2 separate regions of the Homo sapiens genome follow, and region 2 is linked to region 1. The links are chromatin contacts, found by Hi-C or POLR2A ChIA-PET in ENCODE. All regions are on one chromosome and are shown on one strand. The core of a region is the stretch at or near the end of the contact, and the rest is flanking DNA. Distances in the headings are between cores, read along the strand shown.

What was found. A loop is a pair of places that touch in the nucleus more often than their neighbours do. ChIA-PET counts read pairs that join two places held with the same protein, here RNA polymerase II (POLR2A). Pooled maps may share reads with other maps.
Region 2: a loop to region 1 is called in a map with no recorded cell type, with 9 times the contacts of the local background. The contact joins two enhancer-like sites. A Hi-C loop is called at or near these places in 2 of 37 single-sample maps with no recorded cell type and 1 of 50 pooled maps. POLR2A ChIA-PET finds 5 or more read pairs at or near these places in 1 of 52 experiments (T-cell).

Annotation. Positions count from the first base shown.
Region 1 is chr2:47,720,383-47,726,727 of GRCh38, reverse strand. No RefSeq gene overlaps it. Among named protein-coding and RNA genes, the nearest start is that of MSH6, 60 kb to the left of the region's middle. RefSeq lists enhancers at 2,034-2,483, 4,443-5,248. Within about 2 kb of position 2,392, at least 4 of the 41 ENCODE cell types and tissues checked have a DNase peak (open chromatin) inside an H3K27ac peak, as active enhancers do.
Region 2 is chr2:48,247,486-48,253,830 of GRCh38, reverse strand. It overlaps LOC102724008 (a long non-coding RNA gene), which reads right to left and starts at 328. Exons shown (of 3, transcript XR_001739457.2): 1 at 175-328. Within about 2 kb of position 5,095, at least 8 of the 41 ENCODE cell types and tissues checked have a DNase peak (open chromatin) inside an H3K27ac peak, as active enhancers do.

The DNA of each region.
Region 1 (6,345 bases), core at 1,143-3,642:
GTGAAGTGTTATTTAGCAATAAAAAGGAATGACTATTGATGTATAGAGCATCATGGACATGTATCAATTGTCTTATGCTAAATGAAAGAAGCTAAACTCAAAACCTTCATACCTTATGTTTCCATTTATATATTTTGGAAAAGTTAAAACTATAGGGACAGGGACAGGGGAGGTGGCTCATGCCTGTAATCCCCACACTTTGGGAGGCCAAGGTGGGAAGCTCACTTGAGGCCAGGAGTTGGAGATCATCCTGGGCAAGATGGTAACGGTGAGACCCCCAATCTACAAAAAAGTTTTTTTTTTGTTTTGTTTTTTGTTTTTTTAAATTAGCTGGGCATGGTGGCACAAGCCTGTAGTCCCAGCTACTCAGTAGGCCAAAGCAGGAGAATTGCTTGAGCCCAGGAGTTTGAGGCTGCTGTGAGCTGTGATCATACAACTGAATTCCAGCCTGGATAAGAGAGTGAGACCCCATCTCTAAAATAAAAAAATTAATAATAAAAAATAAAAACTATGGGGATAGAAAACAGATCAGTAGTTGCCAGGGACAGGGCCTGGGGAAAGTTTGGCTATAACTGGGCCCAGGGAACTGTGGCTGAGGGAACTGATTTACATCTTGACTGCGGTGGATGACTATAGTCAAAACTCACAATGCTATACACTAAAAAGGGTGAATTTTACTGTATGTAAATTATACCTTAAAAATTTTTTCTATTCTTTTTTTTTTAGAGACAGAGTCTTACTCTGAAGCCCAGGCTGCAGTGTAGTGATGCAATCATAGCTCACTGTAGCCTTGAATCCCTGGGCTTGAGAAATACTCCCGCCTCAGTCTCCTGGGCAGCTAGGATTACAGGCCCACTCCACCATGCCTGGTTAATAAAAAAAAAAAAAAATTATAGAGATGGGATTTCCCTATGTTGCCCAGTCTGGTCTTGAACTCCTGACCTCAAGCGATCCTTCTGCCTTAGCCTCCCAAAGTGCTGGGGTTACAGGCATGAGCCACTATGCCCAGCTAATTTTTTAAATGCATGAAAAACAGGAAGGTTACAACAGCTTGTAGGTCCTTGACCAGAGCTGGCAAATTCTACAAGCGTTCTTTCCAGAGTGAGGCCAGTTTTTTTCTTTCTTCTTCTTTTTTTTTGGGACAGAGTTTCACTCTGTTGTTCAGGTTGGAGTTCAGTGGCGCAATCTCAGCTCACTGCAACCTCCGTCTCGGGTTCAAGTAATTCTCGTGCCTCAGCCTCCTGAGGTTGCTAAATTGGAGATACTAAGGACCAACAGTACTCGTGTTCATCTTGCCTGAGAGGGATGTTACAGGGCAGTCAACAGAGCCAAGAGCTGGGGATTACAGGCATGCGCCACCAAACCTGCTTAATTTTTGTATCTTTAGTAGAGATGGGGTTTTGCTGTGCTAGCCAGGCTGGTCTCGAACTCCTGGCCTCAAGTGATCTGCCCGCCTTGGCCCCCCAAAGTGATGGGTGGCCTAAGCCACTATGCCCGGCCCATTGTCTTTCAAAGCTCCATCACTATGTATTTCCGGGCCAGCAAAATCTTCTAAATTCAAGATCCTTTGCAGCCTGCTGATTGGTGGCTTGAAATCTGAGGGTTAGTGGACTCTGGTCTACATGGGAAAAGTACAAAGGGCAAGAGAAAGCAAGCAGGAGTCCAGGTCACTGAGAGAGCAGCTGACCCTGCCTCCTATCTCCAAATGGGCAGCGGGGCCTGTGGGAGGTAAAGCCCCTATCTCCCACTATTCCTGCAATCTATTCTTCTGGTTCCTTTGGGTAACGCCTTCTTTTTCCAGGTGGCCTGTGAAGCTGTCAATCATGATGCTCGTATATACTCATCTCCCCCACTCTCACCCCAGGAACAGACACGTAAGCCAGGATGACACAGCCAAACAAACTACTCCTTTTCACAGTCCACAGTGATTCATGGAGGGAGGGCACACAACCAAATCAAGGCCAAACAGGATCATCCTGGAGACCACTAAGTAGATAATTGAGAGAGAATTTCTCTCTTCACTGAGGTTGCTAAATTGGAGATACTAAGGACCAACAGTACTCGTGGTCATCTTGCCTGAGAGGGATGTTACAGGGCAGTCAACAGAGCCAAGAGCTGGGGAGGGAACCAGGCCCTGGTAACGTGTGTTGAGCCACTGGATCCAGTCATGCATGAAGTCAGAACCAACCTGGGGCTTCCCAATTATTGAACCATTACTTCCTCTTTTCTCTTGACTGGTTTGAGTTGAGGTTGTTTCTCTCTACATAGGAGTCTTTACTAATACACAATTAAACTTGTACTGTTCTATGGTCATGCACCACTGACAGTTCCACTCAGATGAGTTCGACCAACGGCAAAGGACACCTGCTTTGTGCCAGGCACTGGGGATACAGAGTTGACGAAGACACGGCCCTGCCCCAGAGGAACTCAGAGTCTTATGGAGGAGACAGAAGTATCAGCAAATGCTAAGTGGTCAGATAGAGATTAGTTAACACAAGGAACTATTAGAACACAGGAACCAAGCACTTGCCCCAGCCTGGAGATTCGAATAAGTCTTCTTAGAGATGACCTGTGAGCTGAGTCTCGAAGCCTCACCCATGTGAAAAGATAAAAGAAAGCATCTTTTGGGCAGAGGCATGAGCAAAGACCTGGCAGGGCAAGACAGCATGATGTGTGCAAAAAAATAAAAACACTTGGGTGTTTCTAGAGGAATGCTGTCTAGTAAAAGTCTGTGTTGATGGGAATGTTCTATTTCTATGCTGTCCAGTATGCAATCTCTAGCTAGTAAGCACTTGAAATGTGGATAGTGCAACTGAGAAACTAAATTTTTAATTTTATTTTAACTAAAACTTAGGCCAGGCACAGTGGTTCAGGCCTGTAATCCTAGCACTTTGGGAGGCTAAGATGTGAGGATTGCTTGAGCACAGGAATTCAAGACCAGCCTGGGCAACATAGTGAGACCCCATCTCTACAAAAAATAAAAAATTAGCCGGGCGTGATGGTGCATGCCTGTAGTCCTAGCTACTCAGGAGGCCGAGGTGAGAGGATCCCTTGAGCCTGGGAGGGTGAGGCTGCCGTAAGCCGTCATCACGCCACTACCCTCCAGCCTCAGTGATAGAGTGAGACCCTGTCTAAAATCAAATAATGAAATTTAAAGAGCTGCTTGCAGCTGGTGGCTACCATATTAGACAGTGTAGTGACTGTACGCAGTGAAGTGCAAGGCAGGAGGTGGTGAGAGGTCAGGCAGGCCAGGAGAGCTCCATGAAGGGCCATGAATGCCATTTCAAGGGTGTTGGACTTTAACCAGAAGGTGATGGGGAGTCTTTGGAAGGTGGTAAACTGAAGTGACTTATGTCATCTCAATGGACCAGAAGAAGCCTGGAGTTAGAAGGATGTTGCTCTAGCTGGAGGTAGAACATCTGAAGGTCTGAAACATGGAAATAGCAGAAGGGTTGGTGGGAGGGGCTGATCCAAGAAGCTTCGGAGGATAGAGTCAGCAGGACTGAGTGGTCCCTTGGTTTTGGAGGGTGGGGCTGCATCTTCTGTGTAGGATTTACAAGAAAGATGGGTTCTTGGGTAGTAGGGCTTGGATAGGTTGCTGTTCCCTGGCAGGACTAGAGGTTGGGGGTTCTGGAGCAGCTCCCAGATCCCAAGGCCCCACTTCTCTACAGGTGAGGCTCTGTTAAAGTCAAAGAAGCAGGTTGAAGAGACATATTCCCCAGCTGTTTGTTGTTTCTTGTTAGCTTGAAGGATCATGGCAGCTTGGAAAACTTCGGAGTCTGATTGTAAATACTGGCCAACTGCAGGAGCGGGAAGGCTCTCCAAAAGACAGAGGGGTGGTTTAAAGTCTTTTGTAATTAAGAAAATACCTGGATTGTGAGGCAACTCTAATGCTCTCATGACATCCAAGAAGGCATGCAGAATGGCAGATTCTGGACTTCTTGGAAGTTCTTATTTTTAATTTTTTTATTTTTGAGACAGGGTCTCACTTTGTTGCTTAGGCTGAAGTGCAGTGGCGCAAACATAGCTCACTGCAAACTTGAACTCCTGGGGTCAAGTGATCCTCCCACCTCAGCCTCCTAAGAAACTGGGAGGACTATAGGCACGCACCACCACACCTGGCTAATTTTTTTTTATTTTTCATTTTTTTGTAGAGATGGGGGTCCCACTATGTTGCCCAGGCTGGTCTTGAACTCCTGGGCTCAAGAGATCCTCCTGACGTGGCCACCCAAAGTGCTCGAATTACAGACACAAGCTGCTGTTCCTGGCTTGTTTTTCGCGACAGAGTCTCACTCTGTCATCCAGGCTGGAGTGCATGATCTCAGCTCATTGCAACCTCTACCTCCTGGGTTCAAGCGATTCTCGCACATCAGCCTCCTCAGTAGCTGGGATTACAGGCACGCACCACCATGCCCAGCTAATTTTTGTATTTTTAGTAGAGACGGGGTTTCACCATGTTGGCCAGGCTGGTCTTGAACTCCTGACTTCAAGGGGTCCTCCTGCCTCGGCCTCCGTGCTGGGATTACAGGCGTGAGCCACCATGCCTGGCTTTTTTATTTTTTTAAATGGATTTTTTTTTCTCTCCTTCCAACGCTAGGTTGTCATCCGTCACAATGAAGTTGAAGGAAGGCTTCTGCCTGAAATCATCTCTTTCTCCCCTTGTAATTTGCTGTTTTCCCCATTGGCTTGAAAATTTGTTAACCAGTGAATGGATTAAGGGCGGTGCAAGATGTGCTTTGTTAAACAGATGCTTGAAGGCAGCATGCTCGTTAAGAGTCATCACCACTCCCTAATCTCAAATACCCAGGGACACAAACACTGCGGAAGGCCGCAGGGTCCTCTGCCTAGGAAAACCAGAGACCTTTGTTCACTTGTTTATCTGCTGACCTTCCCTCCACTATTGTCCTGTGACCCTGCCAAATCCCCCTCTGCGAGAAACGCCCAAGAATGATCAATTAAAAAAAAAAAAAGAAAGAAAAAGAAAATTTGTTAACCAGGCTTAGTTAAAAACTCCGTATGGAAGGTTTATGGGATAAAAATCTTTTTCTCTACTGAGGACTTAGGTCCAATGATCAGGGGCCCGCAAATTAACTGACAATAGACAGATAAACAGGCAAAAATAAAACAAGTTTGGCCGGGCGAGGTGGCTCACGCCTTTAATCCTGGCATTTTGGGAGGCTAAGGTGGGAGGATCGCTTCAGCCCAGGGGTTCAAGACCAGCCTGGGCAACAAAGTGAGATCCCATAATTAGCCAGGCATGGTGGCATGCGTCTGTAGTGTCAGCTATGCAGGATGCTGCGGTAGAAGGATTGCTTAAGCCCAGGAGGTTGAGGCTGCAGCGAGCCATGATTGTGCCACTGCACTCCAGCCTGGGCAGCAGAGCAAAAGCCTCTCTCAAAAACAAAACAGAAAAAGAAAACAAGTTGGCTGGGTACGGTGGCTCACACCTGTAATCACAGCACTTTGGGAGGCCGAGGTAGGTGAATCACGAGGTCAGGAGTTCAAGACTAGGCTGGCCAACATGATGAAACCCCGCCTCTACTAAAAATACAAAAAAATTAGCCAGGCGTGGTGGCGGGCGCCTATAATCCCAGCTACTAGGGAGGCTGAGGCAGAGAATTGCTTGAACCCGGTAGGTTCAAAGGTTGCAGTGAGCTGAGATCGCGCCACTACACTCCAGCCTGGGCGACAGAGCGAGACTCAGTCTCAAAAAAAAAAAAAAAAAAGAAAAAGAAAACAAGTTTTATTTATATGCATGCAGGAACGTTCAGATAAAGAAGCTCATTGATCTCAACCTAATAAGGAAAAGAGAGCGAGAGAAAGGCTTCTATGGGAAAGACACATGGACATTTGAGGAAAGACAAATGGACTTTTAGAGAAACAAATGGAAGAGATGGGAGTTTGTTGCTGATGTTTATGTTTGTCTACATGAGTGGTTGGTGTTCTTCCTGGGAGTGAGCTCCTCTGGAGAGGAGATTTATGGCAACTTTACTCCCAGAAGGCTCTTCCTTTTAGTGAAATAAAGGAAGTTCCAAAAAGGCTTCTTTCTGCATCTGCTGTATCTCTAGTGTCTTCGGTTTAAAATAATCTTCACACTTATTCTGGAGGGCCAAGTGGATCCCCAGAAGGGGAACATGGGCTCTGACTGAGGAGCAAGGAAATGTATGAGTTTCAGTATCATCTATGGTAACACTTCAGAGTCAGTAGAAAAAAAAGTTCTGGGCAGAGTGCAGTGGCTCATACCTGTAATCCCAGTAATCTGGGAGGCTGAGGCAGGAGGATCACTTGAAGCCAGGAGTTCAAGACCAGCCTGGACAACATGGTGAGAACTCATCTCAAAAAAGA
Region 2 (6,345 bases), core at 3,846-6,345, 520 kb before region 1:
ATTTTTATGACAAAAACTCTATGAGAATAGTACTGAGTTACTCCAAATTTTATAGATAAGGAAACCAAGGCATACAGAATTCAAATAGTTAAAAGCTATTTTGTCTCAAATGCACTCCAACCAAGCACTCGCTCCTACCGCCCCACTGAAGTAGCTCTTGCAGTCACTACTGACCTCCATGCTGCCAAATCCAGTGGTCCAATCTCAGCCCTCTTTATACTTGACCTGTCTTCAGCACTCAACACAGTTGCTCACTCCCTTTTCTTCAAAACACATCTTTTTCACTTAGTTTTGGAGACTCACTTGCTTCTCCTTTTTAGCTCTGTGGCTGTTGTTTCTGTCTTCTTTGCTGGTTCCACCTCATTTCCCTGACTAGTGGAGTGTCCCAAGTACCCAATGGCCCAATCATTAGACATCTTCTTTATCTATACTTCCCCACTTGGGAATCTCACCCAGGGAGGGTCATGGCTTGGAAGCAATCCAAGCAGGGAGATTCTAATTTATGTCTTTAGCTACACTTCTCCTCTAAACTCTGGAACTTTCTACATATTACAGCACTTGATATCTCCACATGAATATCTGATAGGCATCTCAAACTTGATGTGTCCAAAACCAAATGTCTGATTACCTGCCTACTCCCACCCCAAATCTGCGTGTCCTACAGGATTTTCATCTTAGTAAATGACAGGTCTGTGCTTCTAGTTGTTTAGGCCAACAACTTGGGAGTCATTCATGATTATTTGCTTTTGTTCACACTTGATATCCAGTCTGTCAGCAAATCTTGTGATTCCACCTTCAACATATATCTGGAATATGACAACATCAACTGTATCAACTGTTGCCATCCTGGTTCAAGCCACTATCAATTTCTCCTGGATTATTGCAATAGTCTCCTAATTAGTGATGTTATATCCAGTCTTGCCTCTTCCAATCTTCTTAACAGAGTAAACAAAATGATCCCTTTAAAACCCAAGTTTTTAGCCATTCCTCTGCTCAAAACCCTCTAGTGGCTTCCATCTCATAGGCAGCACATGCTCCTGTCCTCCTGTGGTCCCAAATGCCCTACATGATGGGAACGCTGCCCTCCTCTCACCCCCTTCCTCTCCAAATACTCTTTCCCTCCCTGCTGCAACTCCGGTCACACTGTCTTCCAAACACACCTGGCATGCTCCCACCTCAAGAACTTTGCCTATGGTATTCTTCTGGTCTCTACTTCTTCCCCCAGGGTCCTTCCCTTCCCACCTTTTGTCCTCTGCTCAGATGCCACTGTATTAGTGAGGCCTTCCCTAGCTACCCTATAAAAATTAGTAATGTCCTCTCCCTCCCTTAACCCAAACCTCCCTTTCCTTTTCCCTTGCTCTGTTGTTCTCCATAGCACTTACCACAATTTGATAATTCCATATATTATCTATGTATTTATTGACTGTCTGCCCCTAAGCTTCATGAGAGAGAAATTTTATCTTGTCTACCTTCATATTTTCAGCACCTAGAACTGTGCCTGGCACCTAGTGTTTAACAAACATTATTCGTATAAATAATGCATTAATTGTAGCTTTATTACCATAAAATATTATTACTGATGTTGTTATGTTAGTTCAGATTTTTCCTTCTTTAGGTAGCTAATTTCTATTCACCCTCCAAGACTTCAGTTAGGAATCCCAAAATCCTACAGGTTTTCCTTTGTCTCCAAGGCTGCATTAGTGTCCCCTCTCTAAGCTCCCGTGGGAAACTGAGCACATCTCTATCACAGAGCAGACCTCGGTCAGATGATAATGTCTATTTACCTGGATTACCAGCAGGGCATATTATCTTTTTTTTTTTTTTCTTAAGAGACAGGATCTTGCTCTGTTGCCTGGGCTGGAGTGGAGTACAGGGGTGGTGTGATCATAGCTCACTGCAGCCAGCCTCAAACTCCTGGGCTCAAGTGATCCTCCTGCCTCAGCCACATAAGTAGTTGGGACTACAGGCACATGCCACTGTGCCTGGCAAATGTTTTAATTTTTATTTTTGTAGAGATGGGCTCTCACTTTGTTGCCCAGGCTTGTCTCAAACCCCTGGATTCAAGCAATCCTCTTGCCTTGGCTTCCCAAAGTGCTGGGATTACAGGTGTGAACCACAGCACCCGACCATGGTATGTTTTATCAGGGGCCTCCCACAATGTTTGGCAAACATCAAGTAGATGTTTGAAGGCAGGAAGAAGGGAAGGATGAAGGAAGAAAGGAAAGAGGAAGGAACTAAGGGAAGAATGATGAAAGATAGGCTATGGCTTTCCTTTCAATGAAAAAAAATCAAATACTTAACAAATTTCAGCTAACATACACTTTAGGAATACTGCAGACTTCCTTTTCTCAAAAAAAATTGTGGCAAAATGCACATAAAAATTTACAGTTTTAATTTATTTTATTTTATTTTATTATTATTATACTTTAAGTTTTAGGGTACATATGCACAATGTGTAGGTTAGTTACATATGTATACATGTGCCATGCTGGTGTGCTGCACCCATTAACTCGTCATTTAGCATTAGGTATATCTCCTAAAGCTATCCCTTCCCCCTCCCCCCAATTATTTTTAACTGTGTAGCTCAGTGGTATTAAGTACATTCACATTGTTGTGCAACCATCCACCACCAGAACACTTTTCATCTTGCAAAACTGAAACTCTGTACCTGTTAAGCAATAACTCTTCATTTCCCCCTTTCCCCAGCCCCTGGAAACTATGATTTAACTTTCTATCTATGATTTTGACTATAGGTACGTTTTATCAGTGGAATAATAAAATACGTGTCTTTTTGTGACTGGCATAATGTCTTCAAGGTTCATCCACTTGGTAGCATGTATCAGAATTTCATCCATTTTTAAGGCTGAATAATACTTCATTGTGTGTACATATTTTGCTTAAACGTTTATCTGTCAATGCACACAAGTTGTTTTCACTTTTTGGCTATTGTAAATAATATTGCTATGAACATGAGTGTGCCAATATATGTTCAAGTCCCTGCTTTTCTTTTCTTTCTTTCTTTTTTTTTTTTTTTTCTGAGACAGGGTCTCACTCTGTCACCCAGGACGAAGTGCAGTGGCATGATCTCAGTTCGCTGCAGCCTCGACCTCCTGGACTCAAGCAATCATCCTACCTCAGCCTCCCAAATAGCTGGGACTACAAGTGCATGCCACCACACCCGGCTAAAGTTTGTATTTTTTGTAGAGACAGGGTTTTGCCATGTTGCCCAGGCTGAAGTCCCTGCTTTCAATTCTTTTAGGTGTATATCAAGAATTAGAATAGCTTGACTATATGATAGTTCAATTTTTAATTTTTTGAGGAACTGCCATACTGTTTTCTATAGTGGCTGCACTATTTTACATTCCTACAACAGTGCACAAAGGCTACAATTTCTCCACGTCCTCACTAATAATTATTTTCTGTTTTTTCTTTTTTAAAAAAATAGCAGCCATGCTAATGTGTATCAGGTGGTACAGACTTCCTTTTAAAATCTAAGTACATCTGCAAATAGATGCAAGCCCTCAGCTATAGGTCATTAGCCTGAAAGGTAGCCAGCAGTCCTGAGATGAGCTTCTGGGATTTGTTCACCGGCTGCACTCCCTTTTCTCTGCTGGCTCCCTTGCTGGTTTCTAGCAGAGCCCCACAGACCACTATTGAGCAACTTCTGGGGTGTAAAGTCTCACAATCCCTGATGCCCAGCTGCTCAGCAGCATTAAATATACACTGTGAACTGTACTCTCCTCTCTTCTCCAGCAGCCCTGGTGCTTACTTTCTGTTAGTGTGTGGGGTTGCCTCTCCGTACTCATGGGTCCAACTCCTCCCTAAAATTCCATAGTTCACAGAAGGCAACTGAGGTTTACTTGCAGAAAAGAGATAGCATAAGGACAATTAAGCAGTCTGAGTGAGTTATAAAACAAAATAAAAAGAAAGTGAGGACAGGTTCTGAGGACTTCTTGTAGTGTGGGCTAACAAGGACAAGTGAAGGAACACCTGGCAGGCTCTTCCCGCAACTGCATACCCCAGCATATCAGCCCATCACCCGTGGAGTCCAACTCTGTTCTTAGGGAGCTTTGGTGTGGCCTTGGATTATTTCCTCCATATCACAGACAATTCTAAAAATATTTCCAAAAACTTCCTTATGTGCAGGATAATGGAAGGGAAGCTGTGATTTAAAAATGTTAATTTAACAATGAACTGTTTTGCTTGGCAAGTCAGTAAACCTCATCGTGTCTGTTTTCTCAGCTATAAAATGAAACTCTTGGACAAAATGTCTTAAGGACCCTGCCAGCTCTAAATAATTTTAATTCCAAAACTTTGGGGGACCAAAAAAAAAATCCTTTTACTTTTAGAAATGTTTATATATATATAGTTATATACTTTATCTTGGATATATTCAGCCCATAAATTTTTGAGTAGTCTAATGTTTAAATAAGTGAGTGGTTTTCTAAATATAACTTAGGCAGAGCAGTTCACTTGGGGTTATGCTGGCTGAATTTCAAGTAATCCACCAAGTGGATAATTCACATATGGTCAAGCATTAGAAGGCTCCAACCAGTCTTTAAAAGGCCTGAGAGTCAAAGCAATTCTATCTTATTCTGCACTGTATGGTGACCTGGTTAATACAGAGTAAACCTCTGAAAATGTAGGCTTGAATGTTTGTTGCTGTTTGTCGTCTGCCAGAAAATTGTAAATTTGCGTGTCTGCATTTGCAGAGAGGGCTGTGACTTCTCAGTCATTTGCCCTCTTAGCCATCAATTTTTCTCTTCTAAAAGCACAGCCAAAAATGTCACTGGATTAACTGTAAATATGAAAAGCTGCCTCAGAAGCAAATATAATACCAAGTGCTCAGTGGTACTCAAAGGATAAATTTCCCACGTTTCACTCCCTTTTATTCATTTACTCACTGTCAAATTCACATTGCAAACAGTGTAAAAAGAGACAAAATTCAGAATTGTCATCAGCTCCCAGAGGATCACCAGGATTGAAAGGTAAAAAGCCTGTTATTGCTATGGGCCAGGAGCTGTTTTAATGGCTTTCCCAGCCTGTTGAGAGTCATTTCAGGATGCTGAGTCAAAGAGAGTGAAACTTGGAGTGACCCAGCTGTTAGTCTCTGGCATACCTTTTAACTGATGTCACCAGGCATTTCTTAGAGAGTAGAGTAAGCCACTGTTCTTCTGCCAGTCATGTTCATTTTTGTCAGTTTTTTAAGTAAAAATATTACTTTATAGAAAATAATCCTTAATAGCTACTCATTCAGTCATTCTATATTCTGGATAAACTTTAAAAATAAAGTTAAACATGCTGCCCATGACTTGATGTGTGTTTTTTGTTTGTTTGTTTCTGTTTGTTTGTTTTGTTTTGTATTTGAGACAAGGTCTCACTCTGTCACCCAGGCTAGAGTGCAGTGGCATGATCTTGGCTCACTGCAAATTCCGCCTCCAGGGTTCAAGTGATTCTCCCACCTCAGCCTCCGAGTAGCTGGGACTACAGGCACATGCCACCACACCCAGCTAATTTTCGTATTTTTAGTAGAGACAGGGGTTTCACCATGTTGCTCAGGTTGGTCTTGAACTCCTGTCCTCAAGTGACCCACTTGCCTCGACCACCCAAAGTGCTGGGATTACAGGTGTGAGCCATCGTGCCCAGGCTGATGTGTAATTTTTTTAAATGTGCCAGTAGTTAGTACAAACAGAAGAGAATCTCCTAGATAGTTCTCCATTTTTAAACCACTTAACACTCATTTTAGTAGCATTCAGTGTATAGGATAGATACAAATAAAATGAATTACTTTAATGATTCTAAAATAGGTTTGCAGTTTCTGTTTGAAAATTTTTATTATCAATTGTATCAGTTCAGGAAACAAACCACTCTGCTATTAAAATAGGCAGAAGAGCATTTAAAATAGGGAATTGGGTGCTTTCAAAATTGCTGGGGAGGTTGTTAGGAGTGTGTCTGTTCAGGCTGCTATAACAAAATACCATATACTTGGTAGCTTATAAACAACAGAAATTAATTTCTCGTAGTTCTAGAGGCTGGGAAGTCCAAGATCAAGAAAGACCATCCTTCATATATGGACATCTTCTCACTGTTTCCTCACATGGTGGAAGGGGCTAGCTAGCTGTCTGGGGTCTCTGTTATAAGGACACTAATTTTAATAGTGAGAAGTGTGCCCTTATGACCTAATCACCTCCCAAAGGCCCCACTTGCTAATACCATGACCTTGGGGGTTAGGATGTCAGTATATGCATTCCGAGGGACACAAATATTCAGACCACAGCATTCAGGCCCTGCCCGCCCCCCCCCCACCCGCCAAAATTTATGTCTTTCTCACATGCAAAATGCACT